2 separate regions of the Mus musculus genome follow, and region 1 is linked to region 2. The links are chromatin contacts, found by POLR2A ChIA-PET in ENCODE. All regions are on one chromosome and are shown on one strand. The core of a region is the stretch at or near the end of the contact, and the rest is flanking DNA. Distances in the headings are between cores, read along the strand shown. Region 1 holds the start of Styxl1 (serine/threonine/tyrosine interacting-like 1). Region 2 overlaps Por (P450 (cytochrome) oxidoreductase).

Evidence for each region. ChIA-PET counts read pairs that join two places held with the same protein, here RNA polymerase II (POLR2A).
Region 1: POLR2A ChIA-PET joins it to region 2 with 13 read pairs in Patski. The contact joins the promoter of Styxl1 here to the enhancer-like site in region 2. POLR2A ChIA-PET finds 5 or more read pairs at or near these places in 3 of 5 experiments (Patski and embryonic stem cell).

The regions. Positions count from the first base shown.
Region 1 is chr5:135,776,871-135,781,088 of GRCm38, forward strand. Styxl1 (serine/threonine/tyrosine interacting-like 1) reads right to left here and starts at 1,515. Exons shown (of 9, transcript NM_029659.4): 1 at 1,381-1,515. It overlaps Mdh2 (malate dehydrogenase 2, NAD (mitochondrial)), which reads left to right and starts at 1,779. Exons shown (of 9, transcript NM_008617.2): 1 at 1,779-1,931. The coding sequence starts at 1,866. It overlaps Gm30205 (a long non-coding RNA gene), which reads left to right. Exons shown (of 5, transcript XR_003955810.1): 5 at 1,052-1,114.
Region 2 is chr5:135,723,745-135,727,754 of GRCm38, forward strand. The region is part of intron 2 of Por (P450 (cytochrome) oxidoreductase); the gene reads left to right. Among named protein-coding and RNA genes, the nearest start is that of Mir7034, 10 kb to the right of the region's middle. Within about 2 kb of position 1,912, at least 1 of the 3 ENCODE cell types and tissues checked has a DNase peak (open chromatin) inside an H3K27ac peak, as active enhancers do.

The sequences.
Region 1 (4,218 bases), core at 265-2,764, 53 kb after region 2:
TTTAACATGACCTCCGTTCCAAGCCCATTTCCCCAGGTTCGCATATCACTTCTCCAAATGTTGCTCAGATGCCCACTAGATTCTGCTCCCCAAAGGCCAGGCAAGAACCGGGGGAGGCATATCCGATTCCAGACGGGGCTGGTAGTACACTTTATCCATCCAGCAAAGAGGTAGAGGCCAGGGAAGAGAGTCGGCCAGCCATCGCCAGCTCTCGTGTGTGGCTATGCTCTTTGGTTCTCGTTTGTTACCACCAGCAGCCTTGCTTTCTCTGTCACTGTCCCCAACCAGACTGAGTCACTGAACTTGCTACCATCCTGCTTCAGCCTCCAGGTCCCTGGGAATACAGGCCTGCTCAAGGACAGCTAGGACACTGAACTTATACTTTATTGCTGGAGAACTTCACATTCATGCCAAGTGTTTTTGAACAAATCCAACCAGTTCCCTCCCTTCCAGTTCCTTCTCTAACCCCCTCCCCAACTTTTTGTTTGCATGGTTGTTATTTTGTTTTTTGGTTTTTTTTTTAACAGAGTTTCATGTTGGCCTCAAACTCACATCAATCCTTCTGCTGCAGCCTCCGGAATATTTTTTATGTGTGTAGCATGCGTTCGAATGTATGTAGGTGCATATATGTGCACGTCTGTATGTGTATGGGTCCTTACTTTTACATTTTTATCATTTTAAATGTTTATTTCTGTGTCTCCGTGGGTACCTGCACACGAATGCCTGCGGCAATGGCTATGCCTGAAGCTAGAGTTTCAGGGGGTTGTGGGCCACCTGCTAGCGTCTCAGGATCGAAGCTCTGCAAGAGCAGCAAGTGCTCTTAACCAGAGTCATCCCTCCAGCTCTGATCCTGAACTTTAGAATAGTTATTATTTTTTTAATCGTGTGTTGTGCGGATTTTAGTAAGAAAGGAAGGAAAAGAAGGGGGGAGCAGGAAAAGCAAGAAGAAGAGTTGCAGAACCGTGCTCCCTGCACTGCTGGAGAGTTTGAGGGGTAGAGACAAGCCCAAAGCCTGAGGCACGGTCACCAAACGTTTCTTCCTCCGTCCCAGACCTAGGATCGCGGTCCTGCACATCGCCTGGTGCCATGACAACGCGAGTACTCGCTCCTCCGAGCGGGTTGTGTGAGAAGCCTGGAACCTCAACAAGGCTCTGTGTAACTTGTCGGAAGGGCGGCTCTGGAGGAAACAGGTGGGGAGATGCTGCCCACCCCGCCCCGGGACGCCCCGGGACCCCAGCCGGCCTCTTCCAGGGGGCAGGAAAGTTGGGCCTGGCTGAGGTCAGGAGCTCCGGGGCCGCCTGACCTGCTGCGCGACTTCTGTCAGGCTCCCCGGCAGGACGTCCGACCGGAGCCCCACCTGGGATAACGGGTACTTCTAACCTAGAGCCTGTCCTCCGGGCGAGCGCTCCAAGAGTCCTTCTAGTACCGGGTTGCTAGGGGCGGTCCCAAGATTCCGCCTAATCCTGGTGACCGTCTGTCCTAGCGCTAGGTCCCGGAAGTGGGCAAAGCTAACGGTGGGGAGGGGCGGGGCAAGGGGCGGGGTAGGAGGCGGGGGAAGGAACGGCCTGATAAAGTGAAGCCGGGCCTCTCTCGCGAGATCTCGGAAGTGGCCGGAGCCCAGAGATGACTTCTTTGGAGCCGGAGAGAATCGTGACGTCAGGCCTCGCTCGCCGGGTCTAGGGCGTGCTAGACAAGGAACCACACGGCCGAGCCTGTCTCGCGAGATTTGGCTCAAGCTTCTTGCGCTTCTCTCGCGAGATCAGGTGGCTCTGGACCGGGCGGCCACTGCGCAGAGTGGAGGTCGTTGGAGTCACTCGTCTTCTTGTAGCTCCTGCCAGTAGCTCCGTGTCCCGCCCGCCCTAGCCATGCTGTCCGCTCTCGCCCGTCCTGCCGGCGCCGCTCTCCGCCGCAGCTTCAGCACTTCGGCCCAGGTACAAGGGGCTGCCTGCCTAGGAAGGAACTCCGGGGGCGGCACACGCGTCCCCGGAGCTCGGCGTTTCTTAACCATCCAAGGCTCACTCTGGACGTCTGGGCCGCCCGGCTCACATCCCGACCAACATGGAAGGGGGACAGAGTCAGTCCAGGTTTCCTCCATAGTCTGCGCTCCACGTAGGTGCAGAAGCCGAGGCTCGCGGTCCGGATGCGAGTTGCATTATATGCAACTTTGCATTGCTTCGACTTAACTGATTTTCTCCTTGAAGCCTCCATGGATGTGAGGCACCAGGAGAGAAATAACGCGGACGTTAACTTCGTAGTGCCGGGGGCTCCGAGGGTGGAGAACGGATCAGGGTCACAGTAGTTTGGGAGATTCGATTGAAATTAGCACAGTCAGTGGCCTTCCCGCCCAGGGATTGCTTGCTTTATGTCCGTTTATGTGGACCAGGCTGGCCTCGAACTCACGGAGTCCAGTCTCTGCCTCAGTACCGGCATTAAAGATGTGCATCAAGCATCGTTTTTCAGAGTGTGTGTGGTGTCATGTGCACATGATTGTACAGAGGCCAGAGAAGGACATCGGTGTCTTGGCCATCACACACTAGACCAGCGAGCGGTTCTCAACCTTGGGATCGAATGACCCTTTCACAGGGGTCCCGTAGCAAATGTTTACATTACGACTCATAACCGTAACAGAATTTCAGTTACGAAGTAGCAATTTTATTTTTAAAAGTAATTTTATGGTTGAAGGGTTCACCTCAACATGAGGAACTGTATTAAAGGGTTGCAGCATTAGGAAGCTTAAGAACCCCTGTTGTAGACTTTATTTATTTATTTATTTATTTATTTATGAGAGTGAGAAGGCCTTTGATGAACCTGCCAGGCAGGGGAACCGGGCTTTGAACTCAGGTCCTTATGCACTTACCCACTGAACCATCTCCTCCACTGGATCTCTTTTGAATTATTCTTGGAGGATCATCCTTGCTTTGGGTAGACTTGGCCTAGGACAGTTACAGCTAAGCTATTTATAGTCAATCTTCTCCTGGGCCAGGGCCTCTTTAACTAGTGCATGTCGGAATCAGTAAAGGAGACCCAGGATCGTGTCAAGAGGGCAGGGTCAGTATTTTTTACAAATCTCTAGCAAAATTGATACAACCAAGGCTTGAGAAACAATTACCATGCTCCGGAGGAGAACTGATCATTCCAGGGAAGTCTACATTTCTTACCATCTAGGTCAGGTCTTCCTGTTTCCCATTCAGTCCATTCATTGAAAAATAAAGATGCAAGGGGCTGGAGAGGTGCTCACAGTTAAAAGTGCTTGCTGATTTTGCAGAGACTAGAGTTTGGTTCCCAGGACCCAAGGCAGGTGACTCCAACCACCAGAGGGTCTGAAGCCTTCTTCTGCCCTCCGTGGGTACCTGCACATAAACACACACACCAAAAAATAATCCAGCTAACATATTACACCCTGGGTGTGGTGATGCATGCTTGTAACCCCAGCCACTCAGGAGTTCCAGACAGGAAGATTAAAAGTTTGAAACCCGCCCCGGTGACTTAGGAGGACTCTGAAAAGAAACTAGCACTAGGGTATACATAGTTCAGTGGTAAACACATGTGAGGCATGCACAAAGCTCTGGGTGCTCAGATACAAAGATGAATGGGAAGTCTGGGGTGGGTCACAGACGAGTTAACCTGAACAGTAGAGTAGGGTTAGCTCAGCAGAGATGGTGAATAATAGTGTGGTTAAGTGCCGTGTGGGGGTGGGGGGGGGTGTGTGTGGAGGATGGAACTCGGGCCATACTCATGCTAAGCGAATATTGTGCCACTGAGGAAGGAAGTTGAGATCTTTTTAGTTGGGGGAAGGGCCGTGTGGGTCTGTGCGTGTGCACATCACAGCACAGTAGCATGCAGAGGACAACTTGCTGGAGTCTGTTTTTTCATCGTGTGGGAAAGATTCGAGATTGAACTCATGTCCTTGAGCTTTTGAAGCAAGTGATTTTACTTGCCTAGCCATCCCACAATCACAGGACCAGCATCAGGAATGTGACATTTCAGTGACAACCAGAAGAAAGCATAGATTATCTGTAGAAAGAATTGCAGGCAGGTGGATGGAGACTGTCCAGCATATGGGGCAGGGAGATGTGGAATAATAAAAGGAGGAATGGAGAGAACCCAGCAAGCCTTGTAAAACCTTAAAAGTGAGGTACCATTTTGAACAGAGCAAGTACTTGGTAGGTAGGGGAGACAGGTAAGGGGTCACTGTGATGTGACTCTGTAGGTATGGTG
Region 2 (4,010 bases), core at 662-3,161:
ATAAAGCTTAAGACGTAACTACTTCAAAACTCTTTGTAACTTACATGTGACATCTTCCATAAAGATGGAGCCTGTAGGTTTGACTACATGTGATAAAATAGGTTCTGTGGCTTGATGAGCTCACACTCTAGGGAGGATCTGGTGTGGTCTCTGTCACACTGATAGCCCAAAAGGTCACCAGGCCAGCCTTCTGGGTGGATGGCGAGTGCTGCTTACCGGTTTGCTCAGCCTTAGCTCTTATAGAACCCAGGATCACCAGCCCAGGAATGGCCCCACCCACAGTGACTGGGGCCTCCCCTGTCAGTCACTAATTAAGAAAACACGCTACAGGTTTACCTACAGCCAGATCTTATGGAGGCATTTTCTTAATTGGGGTTCCTGCCTCCCAGATGAATGACATTAGCTTGTGTCAGATCAGTAAAATTAGCCAGCACGGTGGCCCTGGTTTTTTTTGTTCCCCTTTCCTTTTGTCGTCTCACTAGCTCAGGCTAGCCTCTGCTATGTACCTGTGTAGAGGATGACATTGAACTCTGATTCTTCCTAGTATAAATGTCCCAGTCATCGCAATGGCAAGTTATGTGGTGCTGGGGGTGGAACCCAGGGCTTCGTGTGGTAGAAAACTACTCGGCCCACTGACTATATCCCCAGCTTTCTTTGTTGTTGTTTTTGTTTGTTTGGGTTGTTTGTTTGTTTGTTTTGGTTTTGTTTTTTGAGACAAAGTTGCTCTGTAGTCTAGACTGAACTCTGTCCTCACGTCTTAGCCTCCAAAGTGCTGGGATCGGAGATGGGCACCACCACCTGGCCCAAATCTTTTTCAAATTTAATTGCTGCCCCCTCCCCTTCCTGGCCACCTCTCCCACAATCCCTCCCCACTTCTCCTCTGAGAGGGTAGAGTCCTCCCATCCCCCATCAAGTCTCTCCAGGAACTAGGATTTGACCTGAGGCCCCTGTCAGCTCTCGCCCTTAGCTGGCTCCTAGCTCCCTTTGAAGTGGCTCCCCTGGGAGCGTAGCCCTGTGGAGCGCTACCTACTGGTTTTCATCATAGCTCCACACAGACAGAAGCCGGCCATCTATCCCAGCGGGGAGCTGCTGTCCCCTTCTGCCACTGTTCTCATGGCCCTTTCTGCCTGTTAACCCTGTGGCCTGGAGACGTTAGTCACCAGACAGCCAGGCTCTACAAGTTCAAAAGCAGCTTCCTGGGTCCCTCCCAGGCAGGGGACCATCCCAGGAGGAATCAGTTCTAACACACAGAAAATTAGATTTGAGTTGCCTCGGCTTTCAGAAGTGCTGCTTCTCCTTGCCTGGGACTGGAGAAAAAAAATGCACCCCCTTGAGGCATCTGGGTTCTCCCTGTGACTCAGAGCTCCCCCCCCCCTTCCTCTCTTCTTGCCCACTCTGGTGGCCTGAAGCTGACTTCAGAGACGCCTGCTCCCAGTGGAGGGCTGGGGGTGGGGTGGGGGGCTAATTGGAACCTTTCAGGCTCTGCTATGGAGCCATGTGGTGTCTGGCTCCCACAACATGGGCCAGCTGCCACCTGCACAACGCTCTGGGGTCTGGGCCTGGGTACCAAGAAAGGGGTTTCATAAGACACGCAACCTTTTGCTTGCTGTCCCCACTGCATGGGGCAGGAAGGGAAAGTCTATCTCCCTGTAGTGGCCAGGATGTGCCTGGGTGCCAGAGCCCCAGTGTCTTTGACTCCCCAGTTCTCTCCAGGGGCTCTTGGAGCAGCGAAGGGTGGCTTATTGTTGCGACCTGCACAGCGCTCTGTGTCAGGGCTGGGACAGCTTTGTTCTCCATCCTTTTTTTCTCCTAATGGGAAAGGGGGAGGGTGTGGGGAGCAGGGCTCTGATATAAACAGTTACCAAGGAGACTGAGTGGGGGTGTGTATGTAGAAAGGTTCTCGCCTTCCCTCAGTCCATGGTGTGTGTGTGTGGTGGGGGGGTGTTACCCCAGCCGCAGGGGATCATGGGAGGCTGCAGTCTCAGTTCGGAGTCCTGCTGGAGCTGCCAGATGTTGCAGAGTTCACAGGCTCATGGGGACAGCGGCAGGCAGAGGTGCCGAAGAATTCTGAGAGGACTTCTGGGGTGTCTGGTGGCACTTTCAGAGTCTCTGGGCCCAAGCAGCCTACCCCATCACACTGAGAATGGACAAAAGCGAACTTCCTTTCTGTGGGCTGCCAGCCAGCTGCCGCAGAGCTCAGTGCGGGACCCTTTTTCTTTAATCCCTGCTGGGAACGGGAGCACCATGGGGTGTGCATACTCGTCTCAGCCGCTGGAAGAGCCTGTCCTGCGAAGAAGGTCAGTTTCAGCCCTAGTTCAGATGTGTGGGGAGCTCATGGGCCAGGTTCACATGGCTGCCATCATCACCAAAGGGAGAGGCAGCTCCCTGAGCTAGGGCCAAATGGGCTCCTGTTAGTTAACCCCCTGGGTGGGTGCTACCAGGTCTGCTTCCTGGAGCTGGCTAGGAGTTGTTCCCAGGCAAGAAGGGCTGCCCAGGATAGACATCGTGTGATTGTCCAGCACAGGGTCCTCTGACTCCGTTTGCCCAGAGGCCACTGCCTCTGCTGGGTTCATATGAGTGAGGGCGCAGATGGACAGTCCTTCCTGTCCCCAGGGCAAAGCAGAGCTAATTAAAGGACAGGGTGGGCCTCAGATGTGTTCAGGTGTGGATGGGGAGATGGCTCCGTTAAGTCCTTGCTACACAAGCGGGAGTTTGATCCCCGGAACCTGTATTAAAAAGCTGGGCATTGAGGTAGGCTTCTAATCCCCATGCTAGGAAGGCATGGGGTGGGCAGGTCCCTGGGGCATGGTGTCCAGCCAGCCTAAGCAGCGTGGTGAGCTGCAGGCAAGTGAGAGAGACCTTGTCTGAACAAAGGTGGACAGCACCCGAGGGCCACACACATACACACACACACACACACAAGAAATGCACAGTGTCACGGCCTTTTCTCCCAGGGTCAAGGGTGAGTATTTCCAGGTAAACCTGTCCAGCACCCTCACCTTACCATAGTCAGAGCCAGCTGGCCTGGAGTTTGGCCCTTTCCACCCACAGCAGGACACTAGCCTCAGGGCTGGGCCCTTGGGAGCCTGCTGTTGTAGCTCTTGAGAATGGAGCCCAGCCTTTTGTGTCTCTCTGGCTCTAGCACCTCTGTGGCTTTGTGCCACCTTAGGCTGCTGGGCAATTTCAGATGAAATCACAGACTGGCCCAGATAGCTACTCACTTTCCAAGAAGACCTTTGTCCCCTTGAGTGTCACTCAAGTTCCAGGTGCCTGGCAGGACTCAGGAGATACTGCAGAGTCTAGTTAAAGTAGCTAAGGCCTTCAGGGACTAGGGCTGGGATGCCTGTCACATGCCTATGTGGTGACAGGGCCTAGGTTTGCAGCCAGTTCTGCCTCTGACGTGGCTCTCTTCTCCTGCTGTGATTCCCCTGGGCTCCAGCTCAGGGACAGGACAGGCCCTTGGAAGCCAGAGATGGCACATTCTAGTCCCTACCCTCAGCATCTGGCATGGAGCCCTTGCCTGCCCTGGGTGCTGGGGCTGGAGATGGGATTCCTATGGATACATCTGTCTTTTTGAGAAGAGCCAGGAGCTGGCTTCTCAACCCAGAGGGAGGAGGGAGTGGGAAATGTCCCCAGAGGCTGCTGTCCACCTCTGTCTGCCAGATACTGGGTGGGTGACCTGGACCGGCCATTGCAGGAAAGCCGTGAATTGTGTGTGGAGTGCCAGGCAGCTCCCGTTAAGTTATTAAAGCCAGCCCTCAAGGCAAGCAAACTGAATATGTGGAGGGAAGCGCCACGCGCATGTATGTGCCCTGTTATGACAGTGGCCTTGATGCTAGGGGAGGCAGGGAAAGGTTGCTCTGAGGAAGCTAATGTTGTGTTGAAGGACAGTAGGGGTTGGTAGGAAGGCTCAGAGAAGGCCAGGTCAGGGGTCATCAAGTCTTACAAGTGTAGTGACCTGGCCAGAGAAGTTAAGAGCTGGGTTTTCTTCTAGAATACCTTCTCTCATA